Linked DNA regions of Homo sapiens: region 1 is linked to region 2. The links are chromatin loops, found by intact Hi-C in ENCODE. Cell type or tissue: Calu3. All regions are shown on one strand.

Evidence for each region. A loop is a pair of places that touch in the nucleus more often than their neighbours do. Peaks named below come from ENCODE experiments on the same cell type or tissue, not always from the same donor. Only the 100,000 strongest peaks of a DNase experiment are listed, where the experiment ranks them.
Region 1: it touches region 2 in a loop (2.7-fold over the local background); 1 of 110 quality-filtered maps calls a loop at or near these places.

The regions. Positions count from the first base shown.
Region 1 is chr11:78,152,955-78,156,954 of GRCh38, forward strand. The region is part of intron 2 of KCTD21-AS1 (KCTD21 antisense RNA 1); the gene reads left to right. Among named protein-coding and RNA genes, the nearest start is that of KCTD21-AS1, 15 kb to the left of the region's middle. In Calu3, no CTCF peak of the experiment used is centred here; no DNase peak of the experiment used is centred here.
Region 2 is chr11:78,363,089-78,367,088 of GRCh38, forward strand. The region is part of intron 1 of GAB2 (GRB2 associated binding protein 2); the gene reads right to left. Among named protein-coding and RNA genes, the nearest start is that of GAB2, 53 kb to the right of the region's middle. RefSeq lists an enhancer at 2,028-2,940. In Calu3, no CTCF peak of the experiment used is centred here; a DNase peak (open chromatin) is centred at 2,383.

The sequences.
Region 1 (4,000 bases), 210 kb before region 2:
TGCCACTTCACTCCAGCCTGGGTGACGGAGCGAGACTCCCTGTCAATAAATAAATAAATAAATAAATAATGGGGGTGACAGTTCTTATCACTTACGGGTTTTGTGAGGATTAAATGGTATGTGTAAACACCAAAACAGCTGTTGACACACAGTAGGTGTTCAAGAAATAGTACTGTGATAGGACATTTTTCTACAGAAATCCTGACTCCCGCTTTGGATGATTTCCTTGAATCCTGAGTTTTTTGAATTCCCCAAATTGTCCTCCATGGTACTACATAGTCATTAAGAACAAAGATTTAGGAGCCAGATCATTGGGGTTTTGAATCTTGGCTCTACCAGTCACTAGCTGTTGGATGTTGGGCAAGTGGTTTAATCTATCTGTGATTCAATTTCTTTAATCTATAAAATGAGAAAAATTATATATCTCACAGTATTGTTTTGGTAATTGAGTTATTATATGGAAAACACCTAGAATTGCCTGGCACATAGTAAGCAGAATGTAACTGTTAGCTATTATTATTTTATTGTTATTTTTTGAGATGGGGTCTCACTCTGTTGCCCAGGCTGGAGTGCAATGGTGAGATCATGGCTTGCTGCAGCCTCAACCTCCCACGCTTAAGTGATCCTCCCACCTCAGCCTCCCAAGTAGCTGGGACTACAGGTGCATGCCACCACACCCAGCTAATTTTTGTATATTTGTAGAGACAGGGTTTCACCATGTTACCCAGGCTGGTCTTGAGTCCTGGGCTCAAACAATCCGCACACTTTGGCCTCCCAAAGTGCTGGGATTACAGGTGTGAGCCACCATGCCTGGCCTATTATTATTATTAATTGGCCAACACTACCACCTAGAATTTCTTACTAGCTGGCTTTTTTTCCCCCATCCGTTGCTTAGCTACATATATCTCCCCTCTCACTCTTCTCTTTCTCCTTCCAAATCAAAAGGTTACAGCCTGCTGGTGGCCATTCTGACAGGCTGGGAAGCATAGGCTCCAGTTAGAAGCCAGAAACAGGCTCTTCCTCTCCTTCCAAATCATACCTGGGGGACTCAGCTTTTCTGGGAAACGTAATAATAGAAACATTTACCCAGCACTTACTCAGAGTATTGTGCTAAATTCTTTCCATGGATGAACTCTTAATTTTCACAACAATCTTAAGAGGTAGATATAAATATTATGCCCACTTTATAGATAGGGAAAATTACAGTTTCAGAGAGACATGACAACTTACCTAAGGTCACATTCTAGAAATTGGTAGAGTTGGGATTTGAGCCCAGGTTTGTGATATTCCCTAGCCTATTCTAACCATAGGAATATGGCATTGCGTAGTAGTAAATTTATGCACTCTAGCATCAGACTGTGTTCACATGCTGGACTCACAGCTGTGACTTACTACTGCCTTGCCTACTTAAGTGGCTTCTGAAAATATTTGGCCTTTCCATTGGAGATGGAGACAAATGTGGGCAGTAATGTTTTTAAATAGAGTTTTCCCCAATACCCAACATAGAATCTGCCGCAGAGCAGATGCCTCATAAACATTGGCTCAGAAAATAAATATATTCACGACACTATTGTAGGCACGGTGTGGGTTACAAAGGCAGTTGATTGATTACTTATTTATTGCAAGGAATTGGCTGTTTTGCTCGTCAGGGCTGGCTTGGCAAGTTAAAAATCTGCAGGGCAAACCAGCAGGCTGGAAACTCAGGCAGGAGTGGAAGCAGCAATCCACAGTAAGTTTCTTCCCCAAGGAAGACTTCAGTTTGGTCTTTAGGCCTTTACACTGATTGGATGAGGCACACCCAGATTATTGAAGACAGTCTCTTTTATTCAAAAGTCAACTGACTGTACATGTTAACCACATCTACAAAATACCATCACAGCAACACCTAGATTCGTGTTTGATTAATAAAGTAGGTACTATATCCTAGCCATATTGACACATAAAACTAAACTTCATGGTCAGACTTGGTGGCTCACGCCTGTAATCCCAGCATTTTGGGAGGCCAAGACAGGGGGATTGCTTGAGTCCAGGAGTTGGAGACCAGCCTGAGCAACATGGCAAAACCCTGTCACTACAAAAAATTTAAAAAACTAGCCAGGTGAGGTGGCGGGAGCCTGTAATCCCAGCTACCCAGGAAGCTTGAGCCCTGGCAGTCGAGGTTGCAGTGAGCCAAGATCGCGTCACTGCACTCCAGCCTGAGTAACAGAGTGAGACCCTGTCTCAAAAACAGACAATCAAAAAACTAAACTAAACTAACCTTCACTTAATTTTTTCAAGTTCGTTTCATCAGCTATAAAATTGAGATACTGATCCTTACCTCCTTACCTCCTATATGAAAATGCACATTAGGTAGCAGAACTTTGCATGAAGCAGAGCAACAGGGCTTAACAGGTCTTAGCGCTCAGTCTACAAGAATCAGTGGGGAGGCCGTTGCAATGCTTTGACGAGCAGGGTTTGGTTTGAATAAGAATATATTTTTCCAACATGGATATTTTGTAATATAAGCACATGGGTGGCGGGGAAACAGTTCAAACTGGCAATCAATGAAGAGGTTGTCTCACTCTAGGCCTTTCCCTCAGAAGTAATCGTTGCTGATAGTTTCTGACTATTTTTCCAGAATTTTGTTCTATATGCATGCACGCTCAATGCCTAATCACACTCAGCCTTTTGTCCCCTTGCACCTTGCTTTTTAAATTTAATGGTATGTCTTGGAGAATGTTCCATTTCAGCATGTACAAATCTACTTCTTTTAAAAAATGGCTGCAAAGGGCTGGGCGTGGTGGCTCACGTCTGTAATCCTGGCACTTTGGGAGGCCAAGGCAGGCGGATTGCCTGAGCTCAGGAGTTTGAGACCAGTCTGGGCAACACAGTGAAACCCCATCAATACAAAAAAAAAAAAAAATTAGCCGGGTGTGGCAGCGTGTGCCTGTAGTCCCACCTACTCGGGAGGCTGAGGCAGGAGAATTGCTTGAACCCAGGAGGCGGAGGTTGTAGTGAGCTGAGATCACACCACTGCACTCCAGCCTGGGCGACAGAGCGAGACTCTGTGTCTTAAAAAAAATTGGCTGCAAAGTATTCCATTGTGTTGTTAAATACTAATTTACTTATTTAATAAGTTCTCAACTGATGGTAATTTAGGTTACCAACTTTTTTGCTATTATAAATAATACAAGGGTAAACATCTTTGTACATACATACATGTTTGCATAATGTGTAAGAAGAGATGTAAGATAAATTTCGAGAACTGGAAATACTGCATTAAAGGGTTTGCACATTTAAAATGTCAATGTATAGTGCCACTTTATCTTTCAAAGAGATTGCATTAGTTTATACCCAACCAATAGTATACGAGAGTGCTGTTTCCCCATGCCCTTATCAACACTGCCACCTTGGATTTAAACCTACTTGTTTTCCTTTAAAATACCAAAATGGGCATTTGAAAAAAAGAGGCATGATTTGTTCCTTGGCAAGAGCTATATTTTGTTTGAGTTTGATCTTTCTGATAGCAGACCTAGGCCTTGTGCCCTGTCCTGTGGTCCCATCTCTGAGGAGCTGGGCAGATGACCTGACCACAGGACTCAATCAGGATAGCTTCAGGTCACCAGGCCAAAGGGTAGGCCAGACCCGGGCCTGTGCCTAGCCTGATGATGGAAATGCAAACAAGCCAAGTTCTATAATAGAACACAGAGCCATTGCCGGGAAACCACAAATTGCTGACTTGCTCCTGCAAACAATCAATATTCAGAAGCTGAGTCCAGGAATTCTAACGATGCATCCTGCACAAAGGGCTGAGTGGGGGAGGATGTGCTTTTAGAAAAAAACCCAGCACCAGAAGCCCTGGTGCTGCTTCTTAGAGGGCCATCAAGAAGGCCCTTGGTCCCATCACCACGCCCTCTGACAATCCCAGAACCCTAGGCTCTCGGAGCCAGAGTAGATCTGGGAAATTATCCTGCCCTGAGAGAGTCCAGGCAAAGAATCAAGGGAGTTCCAAGGAGCAAGT
Region 2 (4,000 bases):
AACCTTCCTTGGAACTAGATCACCATATCAGATACACAATTTCTTACTTAATTCCTAAGAAAATTAATCAGAACGGAAAGACATTCTTCCTGTCTGGTTCTGGTGACCAGTATTCAAACACAGAAATGAGAAGTTACACATGAGCTGCATAAGCAACCACATAGCTAGAGACTAACACTAATGGCTTTGTCAGCAATTCTGTGTGCTTATGCTTCAATTAATCTCTAAATTCCTCAAGGGAAGATGTTGGTCTCTTACACACATTTGTATCACTTCCCATACCTACCACACTGCCTGGTATATAGTAGGTGCTCAATAAATGTTTTATGAGTCATCTACTAAAATACTCCTCTTAAAAATATGTATTCTCTCCAACATCTATGAAGCACCTATTACATACCAGGTACTGTGTTAAGTACTGAGAATACACAGATGAATAAAAATGTCTGCTTTCCAGGGGACCACAACCTAGTAAAAGATAAATAGAAATATATTTTCTTTTTTTTTTTTTTTTGAGACAGGGTCTCACTTTGTTGCCAAGGCTGAAGTGCAGTGGGACACCCACAGCTCACTGCAGTCTTCACCTCCCAGGCTTAGGCAATCCTCTCACTTCAGCCTCCCAAGTAGTTGGGACTATAGGCACGCACTACTATGACCCTGCTAATTTTTGTATTTTTTGTAGAGATGGGGTTTTGCCACGTTGCCTAGACTGGTCTCGAATTTCCAAGCACAAAATCCACCCACCTCAGCCTCCCAAACTGCTGGAAATGTAGGCATGAGCCACTGTGCCTGGCTTAGAAATACATTTTCTTAAAAAGCTGTAAGTAGAGTTTTAAATGGAGTGGTAGATATACAAGCCCAGTGAAAGTACCCACAGACCTAAGGGAAAGGTTCTCACCCATTTAACATATATTTATAAGCACTTACTGTATGCCAGAATCAGGTAGGTGTTAAGAAGAGATATTTGAGTTAATTCTTGTCAAGCAGATGTGGGGTTGAAGTCAGACAGAAGGTACTAAGGGCAATGAGAAAAAAGAATGTAAGGTCCAGGAGAAAAATGTGATTTGCTTGAAGTCAAAGAGCTTGGATAAAGACTAGAACCTACATTCCCTAGTGTCCTTTCCACATTGCTTCTGGAATTCCTGGCCTCAAGCTATCCTCCCACCTCCGCCTCCCAAAGTACTGAGAATATAGGCATGAACCACCGCATGTGGCTCCCACATTGCTTCTCTACACTCCTTCCCCTTAGAACCATCTTTACTCCAATACAGATTCCTATCTAGGTCAATGGATTTTGACAAAAATTCAGTAAGAAATGTCTTTTAAATTGTAGCACAGTATCTATAAATACAATGAACTTAAAAGTTTCAATAAATATCCTTAACTGGACACAATACATGCTACTTTTTGTATACTATTTTACTTTGAAAATACTGGTAGCAACTCATTACCATTGATTTCATCACCTACGAATAGAGCTCAATCCCCATTTTGTAAAATGCTTATTGCTTGCAGTGGTTATTCTACCTCTAGCTTCTCACTTAATAGCCATCCCCCCAAATTCCTCTCCAAACATATTACTAACAACTATGATAGCAAATGCTGTGATAGGCCTTGAGTTTGCTATATGTGTTTAAGTTCTTCAAAAAAGCATAAACCAGGGATTTTATCAAACTTTCCTGAGAAATTTTCCCCAAACTATACATATTTACTACATATCTACTGATATCAGAAGATTCAGTAGATACAGAGTGAGATTTGGACATATGTAATGTTGGGAAAAGCTTCCCAGGTAATAGCACCTTTTTAAAAATATATATATATACGTCTATATAGTATTTTGCAAGTAGGTGGCAATGCTATGCTTGAAATACAAGGGTGGGAATGGCTGCAGTCATTTTTTTTATTTCAACAGGGTTTTGGGGAACAGGTGTTATTTGGTTACATGAATAAGATCTTTAGTGGTGACTTCTGAGATTTTAGTGTACCTGTCACCCCAAGGTGATAGCAACTTAATGATCTGAGGTCCCTTCCACTGTTATGAAACAAATATTTGTGTAGGAAAAGGAGTCTGGTAACGGACTAGACACAGACAAGAAAATGAAATCTCAGATAAGCAGAGGGACTTAAGTGTGATTAAAAAGCCACCAGTAAGGCAGGCATTAGAATCCAGCTCACCTGATTGCCAGTCCATTTCAGAAAGTTCCCACTAGGAAAATGAAGTCTCCCTATCAGTGTCCCTTCTCCTTCTGCAGTGACCTTTTCTTTATCAGAAACTCCCCAGGGCACCTTGGCTTACTAAATGCTAATTAGATTTCCTCCACCTGCTCTGGGATTTAGAGGGCAGTGCTAATGCAGCGCCCTCCTCAACTAACAAAGCCACTGGCATTCCTGGTATGCAGGGGCTGGCCTCCAGTTTAGTCAACATCAATTAAAGGGCTCCTATCCAAAGCCCTAAGGAGGAAGACAGAAAAGGGAGGGGTATTCCTTGATCCAAAAAATGAAGTACAGTCACTGATTGGGATTGATTGTTACTGTGGAGCTGGGTGGGACCAGGGAAAATTCTGGGAGGTAGGAATGGAATCTGGGTGAGGCAAGCAAACTGATGACCATTCATCATCTTCTCACTCCCCCAAGGAATGCTATTGTTGAGCTTGAGGGGATGAAGCCTTGGATCGCAAAAAGCCTTCATCCAAAAATAACTTAAGAAACACTTCCCTTTCTCTTCTTGTTTCAATACACAGGTCCAAATTCCGCAGTCCAGAATGACAAGTCCTCCATAATTCTATCCCGCTCTATGGAGGCATCAGAATTTCGTGAATATTCAGCCACTAACTGGCAAAGTTCAGCCTGGATGTTCAGCCATTAACTGCTGTGTAATTATGGACCAGTTACAGTTTTCTCTGGGCTTTGATTTTTCTCATTTGCAGCACTCAGTTGATTTCAAAATTAAATAAGACAATGAATATACATATGTTTTATAAACTATAAGGTGGTGTAGAGTTCTAATACAACTCCTAACACAAACTCAATTCAATGCAAACATTTACTGAGTTCCTAGAATAGTGTTTATACAGAGTTGGCACACAAACATTATCAAGTATTAGCTGTTAGATGCACAAAAACCATACCGAGTTCTTAATGATAGGGAAATCACAGTCCAGTGTAGGAGACAAGCTCTTTAACATAATATGATGAGTACTAAAATAGGCTGGGCACAGTGGCTCACGCCTGTAATCCCAGCACTTTGGGAGGCCGAGGCAGGTGGATCACCTGAGGTCAGGAGTTCAAGGCCAGCCTGGCCAACATGGCGAAATTAGATTTCCGTCTCTACTAAAAATACAAAAATTAGCCAGGTACAGTGGTGCATGTCTGTAGTCCCAGCTACTTGGGAGGCTGAGGCAGGAGAATTGCTTGAACCCAGGAGGTGGAGGTTGCAGTAAACTGAGATCACACCACTGTATTCCAGGCTGGGCGACAGAGCAAGACTCCATCTCAAAAAAAAAAAAAAAAAAAAAAAAGATGAGTACTAAAATAGAATATGCACAAAGTGAGGATGGGGGGTTAATTTACCCTGCTACCAAAGAGCAGGGGTTAAGGATTATCAAAAACCTTCTATATTCACTATATTTTCTCCAAGCCCTATCCCCAATTACATTCTATTCCCCATCCAGACTATGATGGCGAATAGAATGTAATTGGGGATAGGGCTTGGAGAAAATATAGTGGAGAAGCAACTCAAATGGTTGCTTCTCAAATGATCCTCCAGAACAACATATTCATTAGAATCTCCCCATCTTTATTCACAAAGTTACATGAGAAATTTTAAAAACCCACTAACCATCCAAGGAGTATTTAAGCTTCCATTATGTGCAAGGTATTCTTAAGGATGCAAAAAAATACAAGACAGGTCCCTGAACCCAATGAATTTACCATCTAGCAAGGGAGATAAGTCATATACAAAATTATGATACTAAGGTATATTCCTGAGCCATACAGT